3 separate regions of the Homo sapiens genome follow, and all the other regions are linked to region 2. The links are chromatin loops, found by intact Hi-C in ENCODE. Cell type or tissue: heart left ventricle. All regions are shown on one strand. Links, peaks and the distances in the headings refer to the core of each region. The heading gives the core; the rest is flanking DNA. Region 1 holds the start of SHANK2-AS1 (SHANK2 antisense RNA 1). Region 2 overlaps SHANK2 (SH3 and multiple ankyrin repeat domains 2). Region 3 overlaps SHANK2 (SH3 and multiple ankyrin repeat domains 2).

Evidence for each region. A loop is a pair of places that touch in the nucleus more often than their neighbours do. Peaks named below come from ENCODE experiments on the same cell type or tissue, not always from the same donor. Only the 100,000 strongest peaks of a DNase experiment are listed, where the experiment ranks them.
Region 1: a loop joins it to region 2, with 17 times the contacts of the local background. A loop is called at or near these places in 3 of 110 quality-filtered maps.
Region 3: it touches region 2 in a loop (3-fold over the local background); 6 of 110 quality-filtered maps call a loop at or near these places.

What each region holds. Positions count from the first base shown.
Region 1 is chr11:70,623,209-70,632,965 of GRCh38, forward strand. The region is part of intron 17 of SHANK2 (SH3 and multiple ankyrin repeat domains 2); the gene reads right to left. It overlaps SHANK2-AS1 (SHANK2 antisense RNA 1), which reads left to right and starts at 3,356. Exons shown (of 3, transcript NR_174950.1): 1 at 3,356-3,815; 2 at 8,569-8,722. In heart left ventricle, for the core only: no CTCF peak of the experiment used is centred there; DNase peaks (open chromatin) are centred at 5,685 and 5,892; H3K27ac peaks cover 1,096 bases; H3K27me3 peaks cover 810 bases.
Region 2 is chr11:70,563,422-70,573,178 of GRCh38, forward strand. All of the region lies in intron 17 of SHANK2 (SH3 and multiple ankyrin repeat domains 2), which reads right to left. Among named protein-coding and RNA genes, the nearest start is that of SHANK2-AS1, 58 kb to the right of the region's middle. In heart left ventricle, for the core only: a CTCF peak has its summit at 5,287; DNase peaks (open chromatin) are centred at 4,830 and 5,280; H3K4me3 peaks cover 1,315 bases; H3K27ac peaks cover 1,449 bases; H3K27me3 peaks cover 430 bases.
Region 3 is chr11:70,751,075-70,760,831 of GRCh38, forward strand. All of the region lies in intron 14 of SHANK2 (SH3 and multiple ankyrin repeat domains 2), which reads right to left. Among named protein-coding and RNA genes, the nearest start is that of SHANK2-AS3, 110 kb to the right of the region's middle. RefSeq lists an enhancer at 4,872-4,921. In heart left ventricle, for the core only: a CTCF peak has its summit at 4,627 (motif pointing left); a DNase peak (open chromatin) is centred at 4,607; H3K27me3 peaks cover 1,759 bases.

The DNA.
Region 1 (9,757 bases), core at 1,105-9,104, 60 kb after region 2:
TGTGGGGCCTGTGCCTGCCTCTCCCACCCTTCCCGCACTTGGGTGCATGGCCTCTGCCCCTCCAGGTCCCCGGGCGGTTTTTGCCTCTGGGGCTCTAAGCCCACCTCCTCCGAGGTTGCCGACCTTCCCTGCCGGCCAGCACTGCACAGCTATTGCTTATGCTCCACGCACCATTTGCCCTTTTGGAGGATCATCGTTATTTATTCATTTCTTTCTGGCCTGGCTCCTGCCTCTGTCCCATCATGCAGCCAGATGCACCCCGAAGGCTGCGCCCCCACAGCACCCTTGATGAGGACACGGCCCATGGCAGGTGCTTGGGAAATATGGGTGGACTGGCTGGAAGGAAGGAAGGAAGGAGAGAGGGGACTGGAAATTCTTCCCAGCTCCTTCATTTCCCAGATGGAAGGTGGTTTTCATCAAATGGGAGGTCTGATACAGTAGCCCCAGCCACCCGCGGCTGCTTAAGTTTCAATTAATTGATATTAAATACGTAAAACTAAGAATTAGCTCCTCAGCCACACTGGCTGCATTTTGAGTGCTCAGTAGCTGTGTGTGGCCAGTGGTGCCATATCGAGCACATGGGACATTTCCAGAAAGTTCTACCAGACAGAGTTGCTTTAGACCAAGGAAGGAGAGAGAATTCAGGGCTGTCAGCATTATGAAGGTCCCAGGGCATCTCTTCCAGCCTATGGCCCCTCCCAGGCCAGGGCAGGGTGTGGACAGCAACAGAGACCCCACTGGGGAGCTGGGGTATAGGATGGGTCACAACTCAGGGCTAAGGGTGCGCCCAGAGCTGCCACCAAGAACTGGAGCCATGGGAGGCAGGGCACCTTCGTCCCTGTGCAGGGAGGGGCAGCCTTGGGTGTGGACTTCTGGGAGCAGAGGCCCTGGTTTCCCTAGGGGAGGGGTGGGCCCGGAGCTTCCTGGGAGCCTGCAGCCTCAGGAGGGGCTGAGGCCGGGGGAGTGTGCAGGACTAACGGACACCATGCCTGCCACTTCCTGAGCTGAGGGCAGAGCTGATGGGGGCGGGCTGTCACCTGCATGGTCTTATTCCCAGGCTTGCATCCTACCCCTCTCCCCCATGGAGGAGGTGGGAATGGAGCAACGCCCCCAGCCAATCCCCTGGTTCCCTGGTGCTCCCAAGGGATTCCTGCCAGCTCTGCGGCCCTCAGACTTGAGGCCAGGGGGTGTTGGACACACTGCACCCCTCACAGAGAGAGGAACAACCATCCCCTCCTGCCTGAGCCAGGATTCACCCCCAGACATCCCTCAGAATCCATTTCCATCTTTCCAAAGAGATGCTCCCATGGCCACAACCTTCTTCAAAAAAAAAAAAAAGAAAAAGCCTCAAACCGTCTTTCCCTTAAGGCAGCAGTCCTCAGCCAGGGGTGATGGTGCCCCCCCAAACCCCAGGGAACCAGAGGAGGAACCAGGGAACCACGTGTCAACGTCTGGAGACATTCTTGGTTTTCACAACTGGGGGCTGGTGCTGGCATGGAGTGGGGAGAGGCCAGGCTGCTGCTGGACACCCCACAGTGTGCAGGAGGGGCCCGCAGCAGAGTGATCCTGCTAGAAACGTCCCCGGTGTCGTCCTGGGGCAACACTGTCCCAGTTCCACACCTGGCAGGGCGGCTCTGCGAAATGCCTCCACCCAGAGCCTGGTCTCTATCGGCTCCCTCACCTGGTGGCCTGCGGGGGGTGTCCCAAGGGTTCTCACCAGGAGTTTAGCCAATGTACAGTTTGAGAGAACAGCCCCCACAAGACCACCCTTCCTCAATTCAGACACCAGCTGCAAGTTCTGGGGGTCTCCAAGACCACCCTCAGGTTTGGTGATTTGTGGGAAAGACTCGTAGAACTCACTAAAAGCACCTATGCTCACAGTTATGGTTTATTACAGCAAAGGGATCCAGGCTGAGATCAGGCAAGGACAGGCAGGCGTGGGGGGCAGAGTCCAGGAGGGTCCAGACATGGGGTGTCTGCCGTCCTCCCTGGGAAAGTGGGGATAAGTCCCTCCCAGAGATGACGTGTGACAACACGCATGGGGCATTGCCGCCAGGGATGCTCCCAGACCTTTGGTGTCCCGAGTCTTTGCTGGGGCTCTGTCACACACTGCCTTGGTGGCAGGGCTTTAGTTTCCAGCTCCTCCTGGAGGTTAGGGCTAATCCTTCTGGTCTCCAGTTTCTTCTGGAGGTCCAAGCTGATGTGGCATGACCCAGAGCTCCCACCATAAATCACACTGTCAGACTGTCCAGCAGTCAAAGCCCCCAGGCAAACAGAGACACATACATCAGGCAGGATATTCTGGGAGCCCAGAGACCACCTCCCAGGAGGTGAAGGCAAAGGTTAGCTCTCTCTTTGGATCAAGTTGGTGCTTCACTACCCAGACCTCCCTCCCTCCATTTTAGATCAGAAAACTGAGGCCCAGACCTTAGGAAATCTGAGCAGGCTCTGAGCAGTGGAGGATGTGGGCTCTGAGCCAGTCCCTGCACTCTCCTCTTTTACTCAGGCCCCTCCGCTCCCCAAGTCCCCTGCCTCCCAGAGGTCCACAAGCCCAAGCTGGGGGAAATCTCAGTGCAGCCTCTTGGATCTCTGTGCAAAAATGAAAAAAAAAAAAAAAAAAAAAAAAAAAAGACACGTTTGTGCATAAAATACACACTGTAGAGGAAGGAAAAATGCAGGAAGAGAAGTTTCCAGTAATTCACCCCATGGCAACCACCAGGCCAGCGTGGGACCTGGAGTATTAATCCTCTAAACCTGGGGCCCCTCCCGCTCGGAGGGCTGAGGGCTGCAGGCCTCTGGGGCCTCCCCGCCTCCAGTTCCGCTGCCTTGTTCTCACTCCCAGGCAGCCTCCGTCCCAGCCTCCCATCCCGGCTGAGCATGGTACCCCGCACACACGGTTGCTAAGAAACCGTTGCCAAGAGTCACAACTCAGCTGGCAACGGAAAACACCCCCAGCAGCACCGTTTGCTGGGCCCATTTAGGAAGACATGTTTTCTGGTCCACTCAATGCCTCATCCTCTTTGCAAACATTTCAAACGTTTTCTTTTACATGGCTTCTAGATATCACTTAGCATGCACTCTATATTTAGGAACGGTTATGAAACAAACATATCACCCACAATATCTGCACTGACTATGGCATGAAGCCTGGTACTGGGATCAAGAGGCAGGGAGACACCAGGGAAAAATCCTGCCTCATATCACAGCGAAGCCTGGTGCTCCTGGCTGATTTGGGAGCTTGTCGGTAAGTCTCATCTGGTCAAGTTCGACAACCCCCAGGTGGCAAGCTTTACGCCACAAAGCCCATTGGACTGCAGGAAACAGGAAAGATGGACAGCTCTAGTCCTCGGCCAGAGGCAGAGCTCGTCAGTCAGTCTCATCTGGTCTAATCCCACAACCGCCGAGTGGCAAGCTTTATGCCACAGAGCCCACTGGACTGCAAGAAACAGGAGAGACCGATGGCTCCAGCCCTGGACCAGAGGCTACTATCCCTGTAGTACCTCTGAAAGGCCAATCCTTGTAGCAGCCCTGAAAGGTCCAGATGCAGCCCCTTATTCTGCAGAGGAGGAGTCCAAGGTGGCCCACCCACAGGAGGCAGAGCTGGCCTCTGTTGCTGTAGTGGAGAAATACTGCACCCCAAGCCACATCATGACACTCTTCAGCCCAGAGTGGGCAGCCTGAAGAGGAAAGACTCCATCCCAGCAAGGATGAAGGCTGCGGTTCCCAGGTCCTCCGTCAGCACGTATCTCATTTCCTGGGCACCCAAGACAGGGACCCCGGGAGGCCCTTTGGTTGGCTTTGGCGCAGCCGTGAAGGTCAGATGGGAGCCTGGAGGTGGGGGGCGTGGGGGTGGCATGGTGTTGGGGGACTTTGTCCCTGAAGTGTCTCCTCTCACAGCTCGCTCTAGCACTAAAGGTTCCTGTTTTTGAGGTTTGTGATATTAGAGTTGTTCCCCAAAATTCCGATTTTCCTCCTTCTTGGGCACACACAGGGCTGCAGGTCTCCACCCTCCTGAAGTTAGGTGCGGCCAAGTGAGCCGGCGGCTGCAGGGACGTGTGTCACTCCAGGAAAGATGAAGACCAACTCACCACCCACCACACTGCCCTTGAACCCAGATGTGGCAACTATAAATGGATGATGGTCCAGCTGGTGGGGGCGTCACCCAACCCGGTTCCTAAGTGAGGAGGGCAAAGGACAGCACCCAGCAGACCTGACAGGGCAGTGAGAGTGAGCAGGAAATAAGCCTTTGTTTTTTTAAGCCATGGCAACCTGGAGATTATTTGCTACTGCAGCCTAACCCCGCTGTCCTGACTGTTACAGGTCAGGTGGCTACAGCAGAATAGCCCTTATCCTAAACGCTTGGACTAGAAGTATTCTGGATTGCATATATTTTTGGATTTTGGAATATTTGCATGTACATTTGGTATATCTGCACATATAATCACATATATCCTGGAGATGGGACCCAAGTCTAAATATGAAATTCACGTATGCTTTATACACATAGCCTGAAGGTAATTTTATACAACATTTAAAGAATTTTGTGCATGAAACAGTTTTCATTGTGTTTTGACTGGGACTTACCCCATGAGGTCAGGCTTGGAATTTTATACCTGTGGCATCATGTTGATGCTCAAAAAGTTTGGGGTTTTAGAGCATTTTGGATTTTGGATTTTTAGATGAGCTCAACCTGGATTGGACCTCAAAGGGTGCCCTTATACAAGGTCAACATGCCTAGCAAGGAAGAGAGTTGTTTTTTGTTTTTTTTTGAAACAGAGTCTCGCTCTGTCGCCCAGGCTGGAGTGCAATGGTGTGAGCTTGGCTCACTGAAATAGCGGCCTTCCAGCTTCAAGCGATTCTCCTGCCTCAGCCTCCTGAGTAGCTGGGATTACAGGCGCATGCCACCATGCCCAGCTAATTTTTGTATTTTTAGTAGAGACGGGGTTTCACCATGTTGGCCAGGCTGGTCTCGAACTCCTGACCTCAGGTGATCCACCCGCTTCAGCCTCCCACCATGCCTGGCTGAGAGTTCTTAAAACTGAAGATCTCCCAGGTAAGCCCATCTTTGTGTGGCAGGATCCACAGGTTAGGCTGGGAGGGTCCGGGAGCAGAACGTGGAAGCCAAATTCTGACGGGCGCAGCAGGGGTGGAGGCTGATGGCACCAAAGTCGGGGGCGGAGAGGGCAGTAAACACATGTGCCCCCCTCTGTCCTACCCAGGCCTCGGTTTCCCTGCTCGCAAAGTAAGCATAGTCACTACTAAGCAGTGCCTTAATATATCAAGAGCTCTTTTCCCCGGGGCCTCCTTCAGTCCTTATAGTAGCTCTGAAATGTCCTGCAACAGCTCCCTATTTTGCAGAGGAGGAGCCTAAGGCGGCCCACCCATGGGAGGCAGAGCTGGCCTCGACGCCAGCCCCATGCTCACTCCACACCCAGCATCATGATGCTGCTGTCATCCCCCAACTTCCGGCTTCCCGAGCTCCAGGCAGTGGAGACCCACCATACAGCAGGCTGTTAGCACCGCCTCTGGGTGGTGAGGGGCTGCCGAAGTTTCGGCCCACCTGCCCTCCCCAGGACAGGCTCAAACTGAGTGTCTAGGAAGAGTCTCTTGACTAGGGGAGTGAACAGGTCCCAGAGGATCACAGTACTGCTGTGGGCTCTGGCTGGGTAAATCATCCCAGCTCTGGGGCTCTGGGCTGCAGCGCGGCAAGGCAGTGTGTTCTGCACAAAGACAGGATGTACTTGGGGAGAGGCTGTACCATTGTTGTGAGCGGAAGAGAAATTAATTTTAAGCCTGGAGTTGATTCCAGCCTGGGAGGGAAACGCCAACACTTGGAGAGGGATGGTTTCAGGCATGTGCGCGCCACAGCTCACGTGCTCACTGCAGCCTGAATTCAGTGGGGAAACGCGCCCCGGGCACCCTCCCTCCTCTGTCAGTGTTCCAAGCCACCCCCACATCCCAGCACCGGAAGAGCCTGGCCCCTCCTTCCATCTAGAGAGCCTTGGGTGTGTTCTCCGCTGAGCCACACCCTGTCCCCTGCCCCACCAACTAAAACACACCACCCAGGCTGCTGCCGAAAAGGCTGGGAGAGGGGCAGCGAGCCAGACTGAAACCGCCTCTTTCGAACTCTCTGAAGGGTTTGGTCAGTTCTCTGTCATTTAACCTAGTGCTTGGTGATGAGGACACAGAATAGAGTGTGGCTCTGCTGCTGGCCTCCCGGGTCTCCAGGCCTGATGGAGTGGGACACACGGACGTCCAGCAGGTTCCGGCCTGGCGGGAGAGGGAGGTCTGGATCACAGGCTGCGGGCCACCGTGACCCTGGGGGCCGCATGTGGTGGGAAGGGCAGCGGGATGAGCTGGCAAACACTGGGGACTCCAGCTCCCCTAAGGGCCTCCGAACTGCTGCCACAGCCGCTACTGCTAGGTGCACTCTGACATCAGCTCCAAGCCGGGGAGAGGGGGTGCTGCCGTCAGGAAGGTGCCACCTGGGCCAGAGGCACGGGACACCAGGGAGCACCTGCTGCAGAGCTGGATGATCCTGGTGCCCTCTAATGCCCTGACTCCAATAAGCCTATCTCTGGGCCTCAGTTTCCCCAAGTGTGCAATGAAGGGCCTGGCCATCCAGACCCCCAGCAGATCCGGCCCCCTGACATCCATTCTAGTCCCCTTCCTCACTATGAGGACCCTAATATTGTCTTGGCAGTTAACAGACCCAGCTACAAAACCCCTTTTCTCAGTTTCCCCTGGCTGCTAGGAGTGACCAGGAGACCCCAGGGTGCTTATCAATGAGACAGGAGAGGACATCGTCTGTGGGCTTCCAGAGAGGGGCAGACAGCATGCACACTGCTTTTGCTCCTGGCCCTGGTCCGGGAGATGCACTACCGTGGGCTTTGGCCCCCACTCAGCTTGCCCTATGCTAGAAGGTTCCCTGATGGCAGTGGGGTGAGGTGGGCTGCAGAGCCCACGCTTAGAGCAAGAGAAAGGTCAGCCATCCTGCTGGGCTGGCACTGACCTTGCAGGTGCCCTGAGGCCAGACGGCAGGCAGCAGCGATGCCCCAGGTCCCAGGCCCCAGAAGGCTGGTCAGCCCCCAGGACAGGAACCAGGCCACGGCTGAGGACTGTGAGGGTGGCAGACAGAAGGACAATCAGACCCAGGCTGCCCAGGCAGAGGCGGGGCCAGGAAGAGATCTGCGGACAAAGTGGCATCTCTAGGCCTCTGGAAATTGTGTGTGATTTCAAGCAAAGAGACGGTAGTGGTTGAATTTTGTCCCCCTAAAATCCACGTCTATGTAGAACCTCAGAGTGTGACCTTCTTTGGAAGTAAGGTTGCTGGAGATGCAATCACTTGGGATGAGGTCATCCTGGAATAAGTGGGCCCTAAGTCCACTGGTTGGTGCCCTTATAAGGAGGGAAAATACAGACACACAGAGACATGGCCACGTGCAGATGGAAGCAGAGACTGGGGGATGTGGCCACAAGCCAAAGAACACCTGGACTCCCCAGAAGCTGAAAGAGACAAGGAAGGGTCCTCCCCTAGAGCACTGGAGGGAGAGGGCCCTGCCGACACCTTGACATTGGTCTCTGCCTCCAGAACTGTGAGGGGAGACACTTCTGTTGTTCAAGCCCCAGCTGGTGGCTTTGAACCCTTTGTGAGAGCAGCCCCAGGACACCAGCACAAAGGGTGAGCATGTAGGAGGCCAGTGTGGTGACCTGCGCATCCTGTGGTCCCTCCCTCCGGCGCCCAACGCATCCTCAGGACTAGCCGGGGCCTGGGGACCGGACAGGGAGCAACTGGCAGCAGAGGGTGATGACAGAGCCTGCATTCCGGAATCTGACCCACAAAGGGCTGTGGCATTCATAGGAGAAGCCACGGAAGACCGGCAGGAATGACAGAAGCAGCAGCGAGAGCCCTTCAGAGGACCGCGAAACGCGAACTCCCACCCCAGCAAACCACCAAGGGGAAGAGGCGGGCCCCCATCCAGGAGGCCTTAGGAACAGGAGAGCTGACTTTTCTAAAGCAAATAAGGTCCAGGTTGCCTAAAACAGGGGAGGGTAGCCTAAGGCTCTCCCAGACTCATGACAACTTAGAATTGTACAAGTGGCACATTTAGCTAGAATCTGGGAGGAGCCTGCTGGGGGCCGTGCCATTCTGAGGGTTCCCGGAGTTACACACACACACACACACACACACACACACACACCCACACAACCTCCCTCCCACCTGCCTTCTCCAAATAAAACCATGTCCCTGGTCCTTTTCTCTTGGTATCCACCTTCTCCATCATGGAGGAGGTCTCAGCTCCTAATCCACTCGGCAAAGTCCCAGCGGACAGTGAGTCACTGAGTGCTGGGCCAGGCACAAGCTGAGCTCAGGGCCTCCAAGGCAAGGTGACCCAGAGGGCGCTGGGAATAGGACAGCGTAGGTGCCCCCGCAGTGGGGGATGTGGCTGGGTGTCTGTGAGGATGCTTCCTGCATGACAAGCTGGGGTTATAAGAACACAAAAGCCTGTAGGATGAAGCCTGGCCCAAAGCAGTCGGGGTCCCCTGACCTCCCCGGCCTCTCTCCAGGCAGTGTTCTCCCCAGGGCGCCAGGCTTCCCCAGCTCCAAGTCTGGGCGTCTGAAATCTGCTGTGTAATTGGATCACGCCCGGCCCGTGCTGAGCGCCCATCTGCGCCCGTCTTGGAAAACACAAGTCTCAGAGAAGGAAAGCAGTTGCCACAGGTAATTTTCTATCAAATATATTACATTTCTTGGAATCACACGCAGAAATTAACTAATTAGATTCCCCCTTATTTTTGAAATGCTTTCAGAGGACAATGGAAAGGTTCACTCTGTTCTGGGAAACGCTTCATTTAGACGCTAAACATTAGAATGCGATTTGTCCTTCAATCAGGGAAGAGTGGACTGAGCGGACATTTTTGTTTTTGTTTTTGAGACAGTCTCGCTCTGTCACCCAGGCTGGAGTGCAGTGGCGCGATCTCGGCTCACTGCAAGCTCTGCCTCCCGGGTTCATGCCATTCTCCTGCCTCAGCCTCCCGAGTAGCTGGGACTACAGGTGCCCACCATCACGCCCGGCTAATTTTTTTTTTGTATTTTTAGTAGAGACGGGGTTTTACCGTGTTAGCCAGGATGGTCTCGATCTCCTGACCTCGTGATCCGCCCGCCTCAGCCTCCCAACTGGCGGACTTTTAAGGATGCTATCCACGCTCCCTGCTCCTGGTTCCATCACGGGCCCCGAACAGCTGCAGGTGTGTGAAGGCAGTCTGGGAAACACTTCTGAGTCAGACCCACCTCTCTGGTTCAACCAGAGGCTCCTTTCTCTCCTTGATAACAATCCAAATTGTGATTGTTTTATAGAACCGCCTTTTACAACAGAATCATCTCCCCACATACCATTTTCCCTGATGCTGCCTGACAATCCTTGTCTCCCAGGGATGTGGGCACACAGCCACATGCTGCTCTACCTCCCACCCGCCCTGAGCACTCGGTGGATGCTGGGACTCTGCCGGCCAGCCAACCAGAAAAGGGCGCATGAGGGTACATCCGGGCTGCAGAAGAACATACTAATTGGTTTATTTTTTGAAACAAGGTCATGTTGATCTGGAAGGTAACTCGGGGGAAGAGTAGACAGGACCAGAGGGAGGACAGAGGACAAGGACATCATTCAGCAAGATGAGGGCTTGGGAAGCTGGGTCTCTGAGAAGCCTGGGCCCCTTTAATCCCAGTGAGCCCCTTGCATGGAGCGTTGATGGATAC
Region 2 (9,757 bases), core at 1,233-9,232:
CATTTATTCTTCTGTTTAAAGACAGTTATCTTTCGAAAGAATTAAACAAAACAAATTTTACATATATAGCCATGCAGCTAAGTCCTTCCTTCCTTGGTGTATTTCCATCTGTGGTCACTTTTTTTTTTTTTTTTGAGATGGAGTTTTGCTTTTGTTGCCCAGGCTAGAGTGCAATGGTGTGATCTTGGCTCACCGCAACCTCCGCCTCCTGGATTCAAGTGATTCTCCTGCCTCAGCCTCCTGAGTAGTTGGCATTACAGGTGCATGCCACCACACCTGGCTAATTTTGTATTTTTAGTAGAGATGGGGTTTCTCCATGTTGGCCAGGCTGGTCTTGAACTCCCGACCCCAGGCACTGTCTTTTTATCTGAAAGACAACCTTTCATATTCTTTATAGTGTACCTGCTGGTGATGAATGATTAAACCTTTTGTATTTTTCAAAAGTATTTTACCTTTGTTGAAATAATTCTGTTTGAATTATGTTGAAATAACTCTGTTGAATAATTCTGTTTTTTCTTCTCTTTCAATACTGTAAAGGTATTTGTCCACGATCTGCTCACTGGCATTGCTTCTGACACTATGCCTGCTGTCATCTTTCTCTTTCGTCTTCATGTGTCACGTGTCCTTTTATCCCCATGTGGCTGCTTTTAACATATTTGTCCTTATCTCTAATTTGGAGCAATTTGAATCCTATGTGCCTGGGTGTGTTTTTGTTTCTTTTTCTCTCATGTGTCTTGTGCTTGGAGTCTATTGAGCTGCTTGGGTGTGTGAGTTCATTGTTTACTTCAAATTTGGAAAAAGTTCCCTCATTATTTCTTCAAATATTTTTCTTTTCTTTTCTTTTTTTTTTTTTTTGAGATGGAGTCTCACCCTGTTGCCCAGGCTGGAGTGCAGTGGTGCGATCTCAGCTCATTGCAACCTCCGCCTCCTGGGTTCAAGAGATTCTCCTGACTCAGTCTCCCAAATAGCTGGGATTACAGGCACCCACCACCATGCCCAGCCAACTTTTCATATTTTTAGTAGAGATGGGGTTTCACCGTGTTGGCCAGGCTGGTCTCGAACTCCTGACCTCAACTGATCTGCCCGCCTCAGCCTCCCAAAGTGCTGGGATTACAGGCATGAGCCACCGCACCCAGCCTTCAAGTATTTTTTCTCCCCTCCCCCTACAATCGCCCCCTCTTCAGGGACTCTACTTACATGTATATTGGGCTGTTGGAAGCTATCTTGCAGCTCACTGACTGATGTTCTTTTAAAAAGAATTCTTTTTTTTTCTCTGTGTTTCACTCAGGATAGTTTCTATTGAGACTTCTCTGAGTTCACTATTACTTTATAACATTTAATCTACCCTCGATCTCATCCTGTGTATCCGTCATCTCAGACACTGTGGTTTTCATCACTGGAAGTTTGATTTGGGTTAAAATGTAAAGAACTGCTTTATGCTAAAATATATACAACAAAATTTATCATATTAACCATTTAAAAATGGACATTCCAGTGGGCTTTCAAAATATCTTCTGTGTCTACATTTAACTTTTTGGACATATGGAATACAGTTTTAATGATTCTTTTAATATCCTTGTCTGCTAACTCTAACATCGGTGTTAATCCCCAGTCAATTTTGATAATGGATTTTTCTCTTCCTTACGGGCTGTATTTTCCTGCTTCTTTGCAAGACTGGGAATTTCTGAATGGATGCCAGACATCATGAATTGTACTTGTTGGGGGCGCTGGGTAGTTCTGTATCCTGGTCTTGAGCTTTGTTCTGGGTGTAGTTAAGTCACCTGGAAGCAGTTTCATCCATCCATCCATCCATCCATCCATCCATCCATTTATTTATTTTTGAGATGAAGTCTTGCTCTGCTGCCAAGGCTGGAGTGCAGTGGTGCGATCTCGGCTCACCGCAACCTCCGCCTCCCAGGTTCAAGCAATTCTTCCTGCCTCAGCCTCCCGAATAGCTGGGATTACAGGCGCGTGCCACCATGCCCGGCTAATTTTTGTATTTTTGTAGTAGAGATGGGATTTCACCATGTTAGCCAGGTTGGTCTTGAACTACTGACCTTGTGATCCACCCACCTCGGCCTCCGAAAGCACTGGGATTACAGGCGTGAGCCACCACGCCTGGCCTCAATGTCTTCAATGTGGATGTTCTTCCAGTCTCTGCCTGAGTTCCCTCTCCCTGCCCCACAGCCTGGAAACGCTCAGTGCAAGAAGCTGGGGCAAGTATAGGGCTCATCCCATCTGTTTCTCATGCTTTAGTGATCACTATCATTTATTACCTGGTGTCTGGTTGTAAAACCTATTACTTTATATATTTTATCTTTTCTTTCAGTTGTTTCATGAGGAAAGGTAAATCCAGTTTCTGTTTCTCCATCTTGGCCACAAGTAGAAGTTGGAGCAGAAGTAGGCATTATTATTATTATTTTTTTTAATTTTCAAGTTCCTTTTCTAATGGAAAATCGCAAACATAAAGCAATGTAAAGAGTAATACTGTATTAGTCTGTTTTCACGCTGCCGATAAAGATATACCTAAGACTGGGTAATTTATGTAGAAAAAAAGGTTTAATGGACTCATAGTTCCACATGGCTGGGGAGGCCTCACAATCATGGCAGAAGGGAAAGGGCATGTTCTACATGGCAGCAGGCAAGAGAGAATGGGAGCCAAGAGAAAGGGGTTTCCCCTTATAAAATCATCAGATCTCATGAGACTTGTTCACTACTATGAGAACAGTATGGGGGAGAATGACCCCATGATTCAGTTATCTCCCACTGGGTCCCTCCCACAACACATGGGAATCATGGGAGCTACAATTCAAGATGAGATTTGGGTGGGGACAAAGCCAAGCCATATCAAATACCATGATGAGCTCCATGGTCTACCCTGAAGCTTCTGCCATCGTCCATCTCATCGCATTATTTTTAATAAGACAAAGACCACACTTCCCTGACTTTACACCACCTCACTTCTCAGGGATGCTGTTAAGAGTTGACCCCAAATGGGAGTGGAAAAGTGACACTGCACCCTCGCAGGACAGGGATACTCCCCTCATCAAATCCAGGGCTGGGACCACAGTCCCCAGTCCCCAGGCTCATTCGCAGAAGCATGGCTCCCACTGTCTGAACCGCAACATGGTTGCCAAGACTTTCCACTCTGAGTCCTTCTGAAGTTTGCAGTCACAATTGACAAGATATGGGTGACATTGATCCTGAAAAGGAAGAAATTCTGGTGTTTCTAAGAGTGAAATTTACCCCACCCTGCCCTTCCCCTCCCGTGTTTGATGGTGAGTGTGCCCCGAGCAGCTATCCTGGCTTGCACAGATACTACCAGAGCAGACAAGGGTGATTAACAAGTAATTCATTTAGTCTCCATCATAACCACTTAGCAATCCATTTCCTCTCTATTTCCTGTTCAGAGACCTTTGGATATGCCAATCTGAATAATTGATTGGAGCAGAAAAGCCTCATGCCTTTGAAGTCCCTCATTAATTACCTGGACAGGAAGAAGGAAGAATCTCTACTCAGCCACAAAGCGGCTAAACACGATCAAAGAAACCATACCCGGCTTTGATGGTTCCCTCCGTTAGCCAGAGGCACCATTTCCCCTCGAGGCTGGAGGAATGCTTCTGGAACCCTCTGAGCTGCTGCTGAATGCCACCACCATTGTTATCGGGTGGTGCCACCATCTACTCTAAGTTAAACACACCGGGCTATGATTGATGGAGAGGTGTCTGCAGAGCATCTGTTATGAAGCTGTGATTGGCTAAATTGTGTCCCTCTTAACTCCTATGCTGAAGACCTAACCTCCGGTACTCAAGGGTGTGACTCTATATGGAGACAGGGCCTGTAGAGAGGTAATTAAGTTAAAAGGACATCATGAGGATGAGCCTTAATCCCGGCTGACTGGTGTCCTTATAAGAGCTGGAGATGAGGCCGGGCGTGGTGGCTCATGCCTATAATCCTAGCACTTTGGGAGGCCGAGGTGGGTGGATCACGAGGTCAGGAGTTTGAGACCAGCCTGGCCAAAATGGTGAAATCCCGTCTCTACTGAAAATACAAAAATTAGCCGGGTGTGGTGGCGGGTGCCTATAATCCCAGATACTCGGGAGGCTGAGGCAGGAGAATTGCTTGAACCCAGGAAGTGGAGGTTGCAGTGAGCCAAGGTCGCACTACTGCACTCCAGCCTGGGTGACAGAGCAAGACTCTTGTCTCACAAAAGAAAAAAAAAAAAAGAACTGGAGATGAGGACACAGACACACATAGACAGACGACTACGGGAGGACCCAGGGAGAAGGCAGCGCCTACAAGCCATGGAAGGAAGACCCAGACCCTGAGACACCTTGATCTTGGACTTCTGGACTCCAGAACTGTGAGAGTCAACGTCTACTGTCCCAGCCACCCTGTCTGTGGTGCTTTGCTGGGGCAGCCCGAACTAAGACAGATGCCACACCCTGGAATAGCTGCAGGGCTGGGAGGGAAGCTGCAGACACCCTATGTATTTGTCCAACCCAAACACGTCAAATGGACTGAGCTATTCAAACCAAAACTCAGCGAGGAGACGGGCAACAAAAGAGTTAATGGGGAGACAGGATGTGAAATGGGTCTGGGCCATCAGCTGATGGCCAGTACTGGAGGCTGGGTGCAAAACTGCCGTGAGGCCAGCAGCGGGGTGGTGGAGTCTGGCTCCGATCCTGCCTGCAATGGATCCAGTGAAAGGGTCAGGGCAAAGCTTCCAACAAGGATAACCTAGAAAGCAGGCCCGCAGGCAGCTGTAGCTGCAGCCTCTTCCGCGAGACTTAAGCTGAGGAGGCTGGAGCCAGGGATCCTTCGAGGGGCGGCGCCGTCTCCAGCACCAGGAAGAATCTTCACTTCCTCTTCGAAACCGCCCTGGAAGTGAGCTTAGGGACAGAGCTCAGGCAAGGCAGTGCCTCACTCGGTGGGTGAAGCCTCCTTGCCTCTCTCACAGCTCCCTGAAAGCTCCTTGCAGAGAACTTCTCTGTTTAATAACCTCGGAAAAGCATTAAAAGCGAGTCTGAAGAACTCATTTAATGGATTCTTGGAGGCGGCTGCAATCCTCGGAGCTCCGTGAAGCTGGGGAACTTATTCTTGGTGGAGCCTCCAGCTGGAGAGAAACTGTTTGAATTTCCCCAAAGCCAATTCGAGTTGTTGTTCCTTCTGGGAGGATACATCTCCCAGCACCTCCCCTCTCCCATGTGGGCAGCGGATTCCTGCCCCCCCCGCCCACTTCCTCCCGGCCGGGAGCTGTTCTTTTCAGCAAAGCCACGAGTAGCAGGCAGGGGCGCCCCAGGCCAGGCATGGTCCGTCTGGAAGAAGCCAGGTTCAGGGAGCAATTCTGCAAGATAAACCACCCTCTGGAGGGTGTGGCTCCAAGACTTTGATTCTTTGAGCCACCATGGCTAGACAGCCCCCTCCTTCCTTTCTGACAGAGGACTTGAGCCCTTGGCACCGCAACCCAGCTGTTTATAGATGGCTGAGAAGCCTGCCTGTGTCCAGCAAGAGTGCAGCTGTGTGGCCAGTGGACTCAGCATCCACGTCCGAGGGACTGCTCACGTTCTCTGAAGATGTTCAAGGCTGCCCATGTGCCCTTTCCCCGTTTTCAGGCATGCAGCATGCAGGCCCCACTCCTGCCGCTGGACTTACAGTGAACGGAGCCAGGAAAGCGAATCTGCCTTGACTTGTCCTGGATTCTGCAGGAAGGCCCCACCTGAACCACCTCAGTCCCACAGAGAGGGGGATCCTCTGTCCTCTCAGGGCCAATCGGACTGAGGACAGTCCCAAACCCCCGGGCCATCCCGAGCCTAAGTGTGTAGTGACCCCAGGGGAGGCTGGTGGCTAAGCCATGCCGCTGGGGTCCTGGGGGGTCAGGCTCGGGAGCGTCTGGGGTGATCCTGCTCATGCGCCTCATGGACGCATCTTGCCCCGGTTTCCAGGTGCGGTGGAGCGGGGAGCTCCGGGGCTGGCAGAGTGAGCAGGGCCTGGGTCCTGAGGGAGAAGGCGGCTCGTAGGCTGCTGTGCTGGGCAGAGGGTGGATGGCGGGGTTGACCAACGATGAGGCCCCAGGAAGAGAGGCATGGGTGGCGCTGCCGGCCGCTTCCCCATCTTACCTCTGCTGGTGCCGCAGCCCTCTCCTTTCTGTGGCCCCTCCCCACGTGGAGGATACCGAGGAGGTTAGGACAGCCCTCGGGCTCAGGAGTGCCCAGTGACCCAGTCCTGGCCAATCAGGGGTTCCCGTTTCCCAGGCCACAGTGATTGGTTGAGGGATGGTCATCCAGGCCAATCAGAATCCTGCCTGGGTTTTTCCTCTACATCTACTGGGGAAGATGCTCTCCTGTCCCTGGGGGGCTGTGATGCTGGCAGATGTGTGAGCACGGAGGGGGTTCCTCAGCCCGGGAAAAGGCTGAGGCCGGCACAAAGAAGCAAGGGCAGGAGGTCAGTACGAGGAGACGGGGACGACGGTACAGAGCAAGACAGAGACACTCACCGAGACAGAGACACAGAGACATAGAGAGAGAGAGAGAAGGGAGTGAGAGACAGAGACAGGCCCCCAGCACCATTGTGGACTCCTGCCTCCAGCTGTTGAGTCTCCCCCTGCACATTATTCACCTATGAAACTTGAGCTGTTCGGTTGGGCCTCATAAGCTGTCGCTACCTGACTGTTTTTTGACCTATAAAAATGGCAGCTTCACAAGGCTTGACCGAATGACAAGAGGGAACTTCTGTGGCTTGCCGCCGAGAGTCCTGGAGAAAGTAGGTTTGGCTGGCGGCCACGCCGACCCGCAGGAGTCCTGCCCCTTTGAAGCCCTTCCCTCTTTTAGATCTGCCGGGTTTACAAGGGGCCCAGGTCGCTCCCGTTCTTGATGATTAATTTTCTAAAACTGGTATTTCTAATTCCTGATGGTAGAACTTCAGGCCCCAGCGCCTCCCTAGGGTGCACGCGTGGGTGCCCCTGACCCAGGATGGATACTGTCTGGCTCTCTTTAGGAGCTGTGGTCAAAGGTACCCCTGCTTGCTGCAGGACCAGGACCGGGGTCCCACTGCCAGGCTCCCCAGGGAGGCCTTGCCCTGAAAGGGGCCCTGGGCAGCCCGAGCTGTGAACTCCTCCTTTGGACAGGGCTAGCTCCTCACCTGCTCTGCTGCAGGCCCGGGTCTGCCTCCACAGCTGCGGCCTCCAGTGGTGTGTGTGGGCTGCAGCTTCAGACAGGGTCACCCTCCAGGATCACTGCAGCCCAGCTGGCTCCATGAGAGGGAGTGCCAAGGGGCTGGAGGATGTGGGTGTACTGGAGTGGGGAGTGGGGAGTGGGGAATGGGGTGTCATAGACCGAGGCCCTCTGGGAATCAATGCCCACTCACACCCGGGGCCCACACCCACCAGGGCCTCACACTGAGCTCCCTGTGGAGCTATGGGTGCAGTTCCAGGGACATACACTGCTTGTCACCCAACTGGAAATATGGGTGGGGCTCTGAGAGTGGACAGTTTCATAAATCTTGTAGTTATCTTGTGCATAACATAACTATGCTGCATCTTGGGGGTCAAAGCACTCCTGTGCGGTGGTGTTCATGGGTGTTAGCATTTCTTTCTTCTGAAGCAATCCAGGAGGCTCAGAAAACCACAGCAGCTGGGTCCTGGAGGCGGATTCTAGGGAATGACTCTCCCTGGCTTCCCCCAAGGCCTCTCTGACCCTGTCCAGCCTCTCCCCCACTCCCTGGAGGTCAGGAGTGTCCACTCTGGGGTCAAGGCTGGGCTCTGCATCTGCACCCGTGTTTGTGACTCTCCATTGCCCTGCAGAAGATGGCATTTAATCCTCCCCGCTGCGGGCCAAGGACAGTGTTGTGAGCATGAAGTAAGCATCAAATACCTTGTGGGTATTCACCTTAGAGGCTGAGTGACTTCCGGTGATCCACAGCCCGAAAATGGAAGGGCAGAGAATCAACGCCAGGCTCTCGGCTAGGCCACTGGGCCCAGCCAGGCCTTCTGCAGAGAAAGGGCATGGCAGCAGGTCCTGGATACTTGGATACCATCGTGCTACTTTTTCTTTGAAATAAAATGTTCATTTTCCAGTATAAAAGTCTAGATGCTACCCCCACCATGTGCCCCACCCCAGCAATAGCTGGCTGAGCTGGAGTGGTCCCCTGACCCCACAGGCTAATACAGTGGCCTTGGGTCTAGGGAGGAGAGGTGAGCTGAGCCTAGCAAATTCTGTCCTTGGGGCAGAACCAGGGGATCCAGGTGTCTGTGCAGGGAGCTCAGTTGGAGGCCCCTACAGGCAAGGGCTGAGGTCGATACTGGAGGAGTCGGCAAAGGAGGGTGGTGCGTGCAGGGAGAAGTGATGAACCCTGAGGAGAGGGAGGGGTGCGGCATCAGGGGGCCCCAAGGAGGAGTGGAGACGAGGGGAGAGGGAACTGGAAAGCGAGAGAGGAGGAGGAGGGGTAGGGCTGGGTGCTGTGGGCTGAATGTCCATGTCTCTGCAACATTCCTGGGTTGGACCCTAACCTCCAATGGCATGGTGTTGGGGGTGAGGCCTCTGGGAGGAGACTGAGCCCTTGTGATGGGATCGGTAGCCTTATAAAAGGGACCCCAGAGAGCTCGCTTCCACTTTCTCCCTCTGCCACTTGAGCACAGCGTGAGAAGGCGGCCATCTCCACACCAGGGACAGGCCCTCGCCAGAATCCGGCCCTGCCGGCATCCTATTCTCAGGCTTCAGCCTCCAGAACTGGGAGAAAATCAACCCCTGTTGGGTTTTGAGACGGAGTCTCACTCTGTCGCCCAGGCTGGAGTGCAGTGGCACGATCTCGGCTCACTGCAACGTCCACCTCCCAGGTTCAAGGGATTCTCCTGCCTCAGCCTCCTGAGTAGCTGGGATTACAGGTCCCCACCACCATACCCGGCTAATTTTTGCATTTTTAGTAGAGATGGGGTTTTGCCATGTTGGCCAGGCTGGTCTTGAACTCCTGACCTCAAGTGATCCTCCTGTCTCGGCCTCCCAAAGTGCTCGAATTACAGCCGTGAGCCACCATGCCTGGTCACCCCTGCTGTTTTGAAGCCCCTCCATCTAGGGTATTTTGCCCTAGTGGATTTAGCTGACTCAGACAGAAGGGAAGGGAAGGAAACTAAGGGAGGAGAGAGAAGAGGGAAACAAGGAGAGAAAGCCCCTCTGTTCCCCACAACATTCCACTTCCGGCTTCACAGAAGACACAGGGATGGTTGGCAAGAATAAGAAAAGAGGCCCAACATCAGGGGTCTCCAGGGAAATGTGAGCTAAAGTCACAATGAGACGCCACCTCACACTGTTCCAAATGAAAAAGACGGCACACACCAAGTGCCGGCGAGGCCCAGGAGAGGCTGACCCGCCACACGTGGCTGGCAGGGATGCAAGATGGTGAGGCTGCTTTGGAAGACCGCTTGGCCGTCTCTCAAACTTACACATCCATCTATCACGTGACCCAGGCTTTCCTCTTCTGAGTATCCAAGAGAAATGAAGGCACCTAACTACCCCAAGTCTAGTGCATGGACATTCACAGCAACTTTATGCGTGGTAGGTCGGAGTGGCTGCAACCAAACGCCCATCGATCGTGACTGGTCACCAAATTGTGGGCCATCGACATGATGACGGCCCATCACTCGGCAACGCGAAGGAACGGACTGCCGGAACACACACGCCTCAGAATAATCACACTGCCTGAGAGGAACCAACCCAAAAAATAGCTTCAGTCGCGTGACTCCATTTTATGTGATGTTCTAGAG
Region 3 (9,757 bases), core at 1,235-9,234, 190 kb after region 2:
TATAGAAGACAGAGGAAACAAATAGTGACCTTGAAGACAGATCCATAGAAATTATCCAATCTGAACAAGAGAGAAAAGCACATAAACTTACAGATTCAAGAAGCTCAATGCATCCTAAACAGGATTAGCTCAAAAAATCCATTCCCAGACACGTCCAAATCAAATTGCTGAAGACTAAAAACGAAAAAATATATACTGAAAGCAGCTAGAGAAAAATGACATATTTCATACAGAAGAAAAACCACAGGAATTACTGCAGATTCCTCATCAGAACTATGGAGGTCAGAAGGAAGTGGAACAGTATTTTTAAAATACTGCAAATGCAGGATTCTATACCCAGTGAAAATATCCTTCAGGAATAAAGGTTAAATCAAGACATTTTTAGATGAAGCAAAACCAAGAACATTTGTGGCCAGCAGGTCAACTTTAAGAGGAATGCCAAAGATAATGCTTGGAATGGAATGGATATGATACCAGAGAGCCTTTGAAAGTCAGGAATAAAGAAGTACAGACAAAATGGTCAATATCTTTTAATAGACTATACTTCACTTCTTACATTCTTGAAAATACGATGGTTGAAGTAAAAATTATTATATTTTATGATAGTAGTTTCAATATATGTGGGTTTAATACACGTGATAGCTACACCAAAAAAGGGAGAGAATAAAGCGATCTATATGGTGGTAAGGTTTCCATGTTCTACTTGCAGTGGTAAAGCATTAAGTAAACTGGGAAAAGCTACATATGTGTATTGAAATCACAGACTAATTGCTTTAATAAAAAAAAAAGCTATATAATTGTTTTAAAGCCTCCAAAATTAAATTAAAATGGAAAAGTAACAAGTCAAATAATAATCCAAAAATTATCGGGAAAGAAAAATAGAGAATAACGTGCAAAGGAAACAAATAGAAAATAAGAAATAAAATGGTAGATATAAATACTAACACATTAATAATAACATTAAATTTAAATGCTCTAAACACATCAAATAAAATAGATTACCAGATGGAGTTTTATTTTTTTATTTAAAAAGTTGACTTCTTTATTATTTTTTTGTAGAGATGTGATCTCACTTTCTTATCCAGGCTGGTTTTGAACTCCTGGCCTCAAGCAATCCCTCCCCCCTTGGCCTCCCAATCAGATGGACTTTCAGAAAACTAACCAATGACATGCAGTCTATAAGGACTCAAATTTACATATAACAACATAGGGAGGTTAAAAACAAAGGGATAGAAAAAGACATACACACACTAATAAGAAGAAAGCCAGAGTGGCTATATTAATATCAAAGTAGTCTCAAGTGCAAGGAAAATTGCCAGGGATAAATAGGAACATTGAATAATGATTAAAAAAAATCAATTCGGCCGGGCGCGGTGGCTCACGCCTGTAATCCCAGCACTTTGGGAGGCCGAGGCAGACGGATCACAAGGTCAGGAGATCGAGACCACGGTGAAAGCCCGTCTCTACTAAAAATACAAAAAGTTAGCCGGGCGAAGTGGCGGGCGCCTGTAGTCCCAGCTACTCGGGAGGCTGAGGCAGGAGAATGGCGTGAACCCGGGAGGCGGAGCTTGCAGTGAGCCGAAATCGCGCCACTGCACTCCAGCCTGGGTGACAGAGCGAGACTCCGTCTCAAAAAAAAAAAAAAAATCAATTCACCAAGAAGACACGCCAGTCGTGAATAACCTAACCAGTATAATAATACCTAATGCCAGCATAAACCTACAACCTAACATTGGAACTTCAAAATACATGAAGCAGGCCAGGTGCAGTGGCTCACACTTGTAATCTCAGTACCTTGCGGGGCCGAGGCAGGCAGATCACGTGAGGTCAGGAGTTTGAGACCAGCCTGGCTAATATGGTGAAACCCTGTCTATACTAAAAATATAAAATTAGCTGGGTGTGGTGGCAGGTACCTGTAATCCCAGCTACTTGAGAGGCTGAGGCAGGAGAATCGCTTGAACCCAGGAGATGGAGGTTGCAGTGAGCCAAGATCATGCCACTGCACTCCAACCTGGGTAACAGAGTGAGATTCTGTCTCAAAACAAAACAAAACAAACAAACAACAAAACAAACATGAGGCAGAAACCAACAGAACTGTTAAAAAAAAAAAAACAAAAAACAAACAAAAAAAAACAAAATGGACAGCCACACGATGATACTGGAAAATTTCCACATTCCTACGTTCTCAGCAATCAACAACAGAGGACAAGTCAGCAAGGCTATAAACACTTAAAAATACCATCAAAAGGACCGAACTGACATTTAAAGAACACCGCACTCAACAATAACGAGCATAATATACATTCTTTTCAATGTCCACAGAATATTCGCCAAGATAGACCACAGCCTGAGTCAAAAAAATAGAAAAAGAACAAAATCAACTCAAAGCATGGAGAAGGAAGCAAATAACAAAATAAGGACAGCAATCAATAAGCTAAAAGCACAGGGAGAAAGGAGAAAACTTAATGAAGTTCAAAGGTAGTTCTTTCAAAAGATCAATAAAATTGATAAAAATTTTAGTAAGACTGACAAAGAAATAAAGACAGAAGACACAAATTACTAAAAGAGATGATATCACTACAGGGCTGACTTTAAACAGATAATGAGGGAATACTGTGACCAAGTCTAAGATAAATTTGACAATTTAGGTAAAATAAACTAATTCTCTAAAAGTTGCAAACTTCCAGAACTCACCTAGGAAGGAGATAAATTGTCTTACATCTATTAAAGATATTAAGTGTGTGTGTGTGTGTTTGAGACAGAGTCTCACTCAGTCACCCAGGCTGGAGTGCAGTGGTGCAATCTCAGCTCACTCCAAACTCTGCCTCCTGGGTTCAAGTGAGTCTCCTGCCTCAGCCTCCTCAGCAGCTAAGATTACAGGCGTGCACCACCATGCCTGACTAATTTTTGTATTATTAGTAGAGATGGGGTTTCACCACGTTGGCTAGGCTTGTCTTGAACTCCTGACCTCAAGTGATCCACCCACCTCGGCCTCCCGAAGTGCTGGGATTACAGGCGTGAGCCACTACGCCTGACAATTGTGTAGTTTAAAAAGCATCTGAAAAAGACTTCTTGACTCCAGTGATTTCGCTGGTGAATTTTGCCAATCATTTCAAGAAGCAGCAACACCAACTCTACACAATTCCTCCCAGAAAAGAGAAGTGGAGGGAACGCTTCCCAAATTAATTTATAAGGGCAGCATTATTCTGATACACAAACCAGACAAAGACAGCATAAGACATCAATACACCAACATCCCTCAGGAACATAGACACAGATCCTTAAAATATTAGGAAGTCAAATCCAGACATATATTAGTAGAAAGGGAATCATGAGCAAGTGTGCTTTATCCTGGGAGTGCAAGGCTGGTTCAATATTTGAAAAATTTATTGATGTAAGCCACCATATAAACAAACTAATGAAGAAAAACAGATAATCATAGCAACTGGTGCAGAAAAAGCCTTTGAGGAAATTCTACATAGGTGACAGCCTCCCCCCGGTGAGCTCGAGCAGAGCCCAGCCTGGAACTTGTGGCCCATGCCTTCCACATTTGGGTTCTGAGTAGCCTGGCAAAGGCAGCGGTAGGAGGAGGTGGAAATAAAGAGCTTTCTGGCCCCCATGGTCTCTGACATTACTTGAATACCATGGACCCATAAGAGTTAGTGGCGGGGCCTCAGTGGCAGGAGAGGGAGGACAAGGATGAAAAGTCCAGGTGTCTGGGCAATGCTGAACACCTTCCAGACAGCACGTTTCCAAGAAATGCTGACAAAACCGAAGAGCTGGGAAGTGCTGCTTCAAATATCTAGATTTAACACGGCCCCAGATGCAGAGAGACATCGATTACAGGGAGGCACCTGGGTCCCTAAGAAGATACTAATACAGCAATAATAACGGCTATGATTACAAAATAATAAGTAACGATACTAGTAAAAGCAAGATCCCAGAAGTACTTCGAAATGTCCCGCACAATTCCTATGTATGAAAACCCTGTTCATAATCTTTTTTTTTTTTTTCTGAGATGAAGTCTTGCTCTGTTGCCCAGGCTGGAGTGCAGTGGCGTGACCTCGGCTCACTGCAACCTCTGCTTCCCAGGTTCAAGTGATTCTCCTGACTTGGCCTCCCAAGTAACTGGGATTACAGGTGGCCACCACCACACTCAGCTAATTTTTGCATTTGTAGTAGAGACAGGGTTTCACCATGTTGGCCAGGCTGGTCTCGAACTCCTGACCTCAGGTGATCCACCTGCCTCGGCCTCCCAAAGCGCTGGGATTACAGGTGTGAGCCACTGCGCCCAGCGCGCAGGCAGCCTTCTTCCTGTGGGTGTCCACCCTCCAGGGGCTTCCTGCAGAAACTGTGTGCAGGGGTGCACTCCGGCCCCTCATCCCATCCCTGCCCTGTGAGCGTCCAACCTCTTGGCCTCTCTGGTGCCCTGTGGGCACCCGGGCAGAGCCAGTGGCTTTCCAGGCACGTCCCCAGCCCCGGCCCCGGCCTGCAGTGGTGGCAGTGGGACCACAGTGGAGATTCTGGGGACAAGGCCCAGCAGGTTCTCCTGGCAACCGGCCTTTCTCGTGCGGAAGGGACTCACTCCTGGAGGCCGCCCTCGGCTCCGCACCCCGCGGCTGCCATCTAGTGGCCACAAGCAGGGACGCCAGGCAGTGAGTCCGCTCCTACCAGGCGAGCGACAGGCCACAAGAGGGAAGACACCGCGCCAGCAGATTCCTGGAACGCCGCGGCTTCCGGAGGGGCCTCCCAGTGCTGGGGCCATCGTAGGGCCACTTTTGCATCACCCTCCGATTGTTGGAAATACAAGTTTATTTCCATCTTACAGGATGGCTTTCCGTTGCCCAGCTCTTGAATACCCAGCCCTCCCAGCTGTGCCTGTGCAGAAAGCCAAGCCTATGACTTAGCCGCTTCACCGAGCCCCGGACCCCACTGACGTCCTGGGGCCAAAGGCCTCTGTGATCTTGCGGAGATGGCTCTGCTGCTCTGAGCTCGTTTCCTCACTGGCCGCAGCGGGTTCAGGGTGACAGCTGCAGCCCCCGTGCGAGCAGGTGCAGGAGACATCCCCAGCTCCCCCAGAGGCAGGTTCCCAGAGCGAGGCAGAGAACCTTCCAGACTCCAGGCTGGAGGTCTCTCTTCCACCCTCCAGCCAGGGAAAGCTCCCTTCCTGAATGTCCAGGCTCTGATGGGAAAGATCCTTTACCTGAAAACGCTCAAATGCTGGCCTGGGTTCTCTGAGCCTTAGAGGCACATTTTCTGAAACAGGGATAATAAGGGTTCCAGGAGCACTCACTGATCCTGGGGGCTGGCCACGGTGCTGGGCCTAGGGATAGACAGGAGGTGAACCGGAGAAGAGCCCAGGTTAGCAGGTGAAGCCCCCACGCTGCCTGGCACAGAGCACACCCTCTCCCAGAACAGGCATTTGAATCCACCGCCGCCTGCACGCTCCTTCCCTCCAGCTGTGTGGGCAGGGGCTGTGGCTACCTCTCTAACTAGTCTCACAACCCCTGCTGCCCTCTCTGGGGTCCAGGCAGGTTCCATGGCATCATACTGGACCCTGCTTTCTGCCACTAGCAGGGGAAGACGGGGAGGCTTGGAGCTGCTGAGGGCAGGGCCTCGGCTGCACACTCTGGGGCACCAGGCAGCCCCACACCCCTATCATCTCAGTGGCCACGCAGCGTTGAACATATTCTGACATACGGAATTTTGCTTTGTAAGCTGCTTTGTCTTTCTGGGAACGTGTCCTCTAAGCTCACCTTTACACAGATCTGCAGCTTGTCTTATGTAGATCAGCACAGAATGTTACAAAAGAGAACGGATACATAGAGCAGACCCTGGGCTCAGACCCAGGCTCCAAACCTCCTGGGCCAACCACTCCACTTCCCCAGGTCCTTGCGCCCCCGTCTGCAAAATGGAGCACTAGCAGTTTCCATGATATTGGACGTTTGGCAAGGATTATGGAGGGGAGCCGTGTGAAGGTCAAAGGCTGGCAGGTAACAAATGCTTAATAAATGTGACTATTCTTATTTTTATTCCTCCATGCATCCCTTTAGTAGACAAGTATCTACTGAGCCCCTGCCCTGAGCAGGAGAGACAGGAAGCAGGAAGGTTAATAGCAGTGTTAGGAGCTGGACTCCTGGGTTTGAATCCCACCCAGCTTTGCCATTTATGAGCTGGCTGACCTTGAGCAAGGGGCTTACACTCTCTAGCCTCGGTTTCCTTATCTGTAAAAAGGGATAACAACCATATCAACCCATGCAGATAAGAGTGAGCATAGCAGGCCTGTGGCTGCTGCCCTGAGAAAGTCCTGCCCGCAGGGCTGGCCCCTAGCTGGCATCTGGGAGCTGAAATGTCCCCTACATGGAGAGGCCGGGACACCCAGCCCTGCGGCAGCAGCTCCCATGGCGTGTTGAGCCAACACTGTGGTGTATGCAAGCAAAACCCCAGCTTTCCTTCCAGAAGTCGGGAATTGTGGCACGTGCCAGGCTGAGGGTGCCTACGTGACAGGATTCCCAAGGGAGAAATATTTCACACATGTGGCTGCATTTTTTCCTAGTGGGTGGGGAATGTGCTGTGTCCCCTCAAGGAGAGAGGGAGGGGGCTTCAGTCTGCTCATGGATGCCTGCAGACTCCGCCTAAGCTGTGGCACTGTTATAAACCTTAGACAACAGGATGACTCTATATCGAGTCCTGCGAGTCCTTCCAGAGGACCCCAGAATGTGTGGGTGGGGTCCCCCGACACACCATCCCATAGGCCTGCATGAATGTCCCAGGGTTGCTACAACAAATGACCCCAGACCAGGAGGCCTGGACAACAGATGTTCATTCTCTCAGTTCTGGAGGCTGGAAGTCTGAGATCACGGTGTCTGTAGGATGGGCTCCTTCTGGAGGTGAGAGACAGAACTAGATGGATTTCCTAGGCAGACTAAGAATCCCTAAGCCCAGCTGGGAAGGTGACCGCATCCACCTTTAAACACGGGGCTTGCAACTTAGCTGACACCCAACCAATCAGATAGTAAAGAGAGCTCACTAAAATGCTAATTAGGCAAAAACAGGAGGTAAAGAAATAGCCAATCATCTATTGCCTGAAAGCACGGGGGAGGGACAATGATCGGGATGTAAACCCAGGCATTCCAGCCGGCAATGGCTACCCGCTTTGGGTCCCCTCCCGTTGTATGGGAGCTCTGTTTTCACTCTATTAAATCTTGCAACTGCACGCTCTTCTGGTCCGTGTTTGTTACGGCTCGAGGTGAGCTTTCGCTCGCCATCCACCACTGCTGTTCACCGCCATCCCAGACCCGCCGTTGACTTCCACCCCTCCGGATCTGGCAGAGTGTCCCCTGCACTTCCGATCCAGCGAGGCGGCGCCCATTGCTGCTCCCAATTGGGCTAGAGGCTCGCCATTGTTCCTGCGCCAGCTAAGTGCCTGGGGTTGGTCCTAATCGAGCTGAATAGAGCTGTAACACTGACTGCATGGCCCAGGATTCCATTCCTTGGAATCTGTGAGGCCAAGAACCCCAGGTCAAGGAACAAGAGGCTTGCCACCATCTTGCAAGTGGCCCGCCATCATCTTGGGAGCTCTAAGAACAAGGATCCCCAGTTAACAGAGGCTCTGAGGAAGAATCTGCCCCAAGCCTCTCTCCCAGCCTCTGGGGCTGCTGGCACCCCTCAGCAGTCCCTGGCTTGTGGCCGTATCCCTCCAACTTCTGCCTCCATCTTCACATGTGAGAACTAAAAATAAAATCCTAAGCCCCCGACTGACTGGAACAAGGGGACACCACAGAAGCCTTAAAAACTGAGTTCTGGCCGGGCGCGGTGGCTCACGCCTGTAATCCCAGCACTTTGGGAGGCTGAGGCAGGCGGATCACGAGGTCAAGAGATCAAGACCTTCCTGGCCAACATGGTGAAACTCTGTCTCCACTAAAAATACAAAAATTAGCCAGGCGTGGTGGTGTGTGCCTGTAGTCCCAGCTACTCAGGAGGCCAAGACAGAGAACTGCTTGAACCTGGGAGGCAGAGGTTGCAGTGAGCAGTGAGCCGAGATCACGCCACTGCACTCCAGCCTGGGCAACAGAACAAGACTCCATCACAAAACCAAACCAAACCAAACCAAAACAAAACAAAAAAACTGAGTTCTGGCCGGGCACAGTGGCTCACACCTGTAATCCCAGCATTTTGGGAGGCTGAGGCAGGCAAATCACTTGAGGTCAGGAGTTGAAGAGCAGCCTGGCCAAACCCCGTCACTAGTAAAAATACAAAAATTAGCCGGGCGTGGTGGCAGGTGCCTGTAATTTCAGCTACTTGGGAGGCTGAGGCAGAGTTGCTAGAACCCGGGAGGCGGAGGTTGCAGTGAGCCCAGATCGCACCACTGCACTCCAGCCTGGGCTACAGAGCAAGACTCCATCTCAAAAACAAAAAACAAAAAAGCAAAACTGAGTTCCAACCATGATGGGACAGGAGGTTGGGCACGTCTTGTTATGCTGCTCCCTGTTGAGGTTTAGCCACAACTGGCCGGCGTTAACACTAAAGGAGAGATTGTGAGACTGATAGAATGGGCTCCTGGTGGCAATAAGAGACTGGATTGTAAGCAAGACCTAAGACTGTGTGAGGCAAGGGTGAAGTCATGCACCCCACACTTAAATAAACGAGTTCTGGCTGTCATAGTGCTTTTCTCTTCCTCTAGCAGCCAGCAAGCCCCGGCCTTGGGATGGACAACATTAAAACCATTGCAGCTCCACCAGATGCTGATAACAGACCCCATGCCAGCAGCCATAACTATAACTGTGATTGGATAAGAGGCTGATTTCAGTAGCTTTCTCTTGATAAGAAACCACTGGCCAAAGACTGAGGCATGGGACGGATTCTACCTCGGAGCTTCCAGAAGGAACCCACCCTGCAGACACCTTGATTTCAGACTTCCAGCCTCCAGAACTATGAGAGACCGGCTCTGCCGGTTTACAGAGGCTGCTCACTGAGCGGCTTTACGTTCCTGCTTCACCTTTTGACATACAGAGCCTGACTGTAATGCCTTTAAATGTGAAGCCTCCACCCCAGGTGAACATGGGACGCATGTAACACGCATGTGTGCTCAGTGCACATGTCAGGACCTGCTTTGTGAATATTCACAGCTCCTCCTGTAACCTGCTGAGTATGCTTAACCTGCCATAACCTTAGCCAATGCATTCAGCATAAAGCCCCGTTCCACCCTCACCTCCTCGAAGCGCCTGCCTCTGGTTTTGGCTAGAGGCCCAATTCCCAGCTCACAGGTTGTAACCCTTTATAATAGTCTCCCTTCTAAATTTATAAATCGTGCAATTCTTGGGCTGACATGTGACTTTCTGCTCCCCACGTTTGTTCCTCCTCTCTTCTAAGGTCACCTGCCATTGGATTTGGAGGCCATCGTAATCTAAGATCTCATCTCAAGATCCTTAACTACATTTGCAAAGATGCTTTTATTTTCCAAATAAGGTCTGACTCATAGCACCTGGAAGTTAGGACGCATACTGGTCATGGGTGGGGCCAGCATTCAGCCTGACAGGACCCTTGAGGGGACTCGATGAATCCCTACCCTACAGTGCTGTGGGAGTGTGCAGCACAGGGAGCGGCTCGGGAAGGCCCCATGGTGGCTGCTCCCCTGAGCATTGCACACCTGTCCCTGCCTAGGCAGTGGCCTGGAGGCTTCCAGCTGAAGGCAGTTGCTGAGGCTGCAGGTACCCCAGGAGCAAATGAAGGGATTAACCTGGAGGGTGGTAGTCAG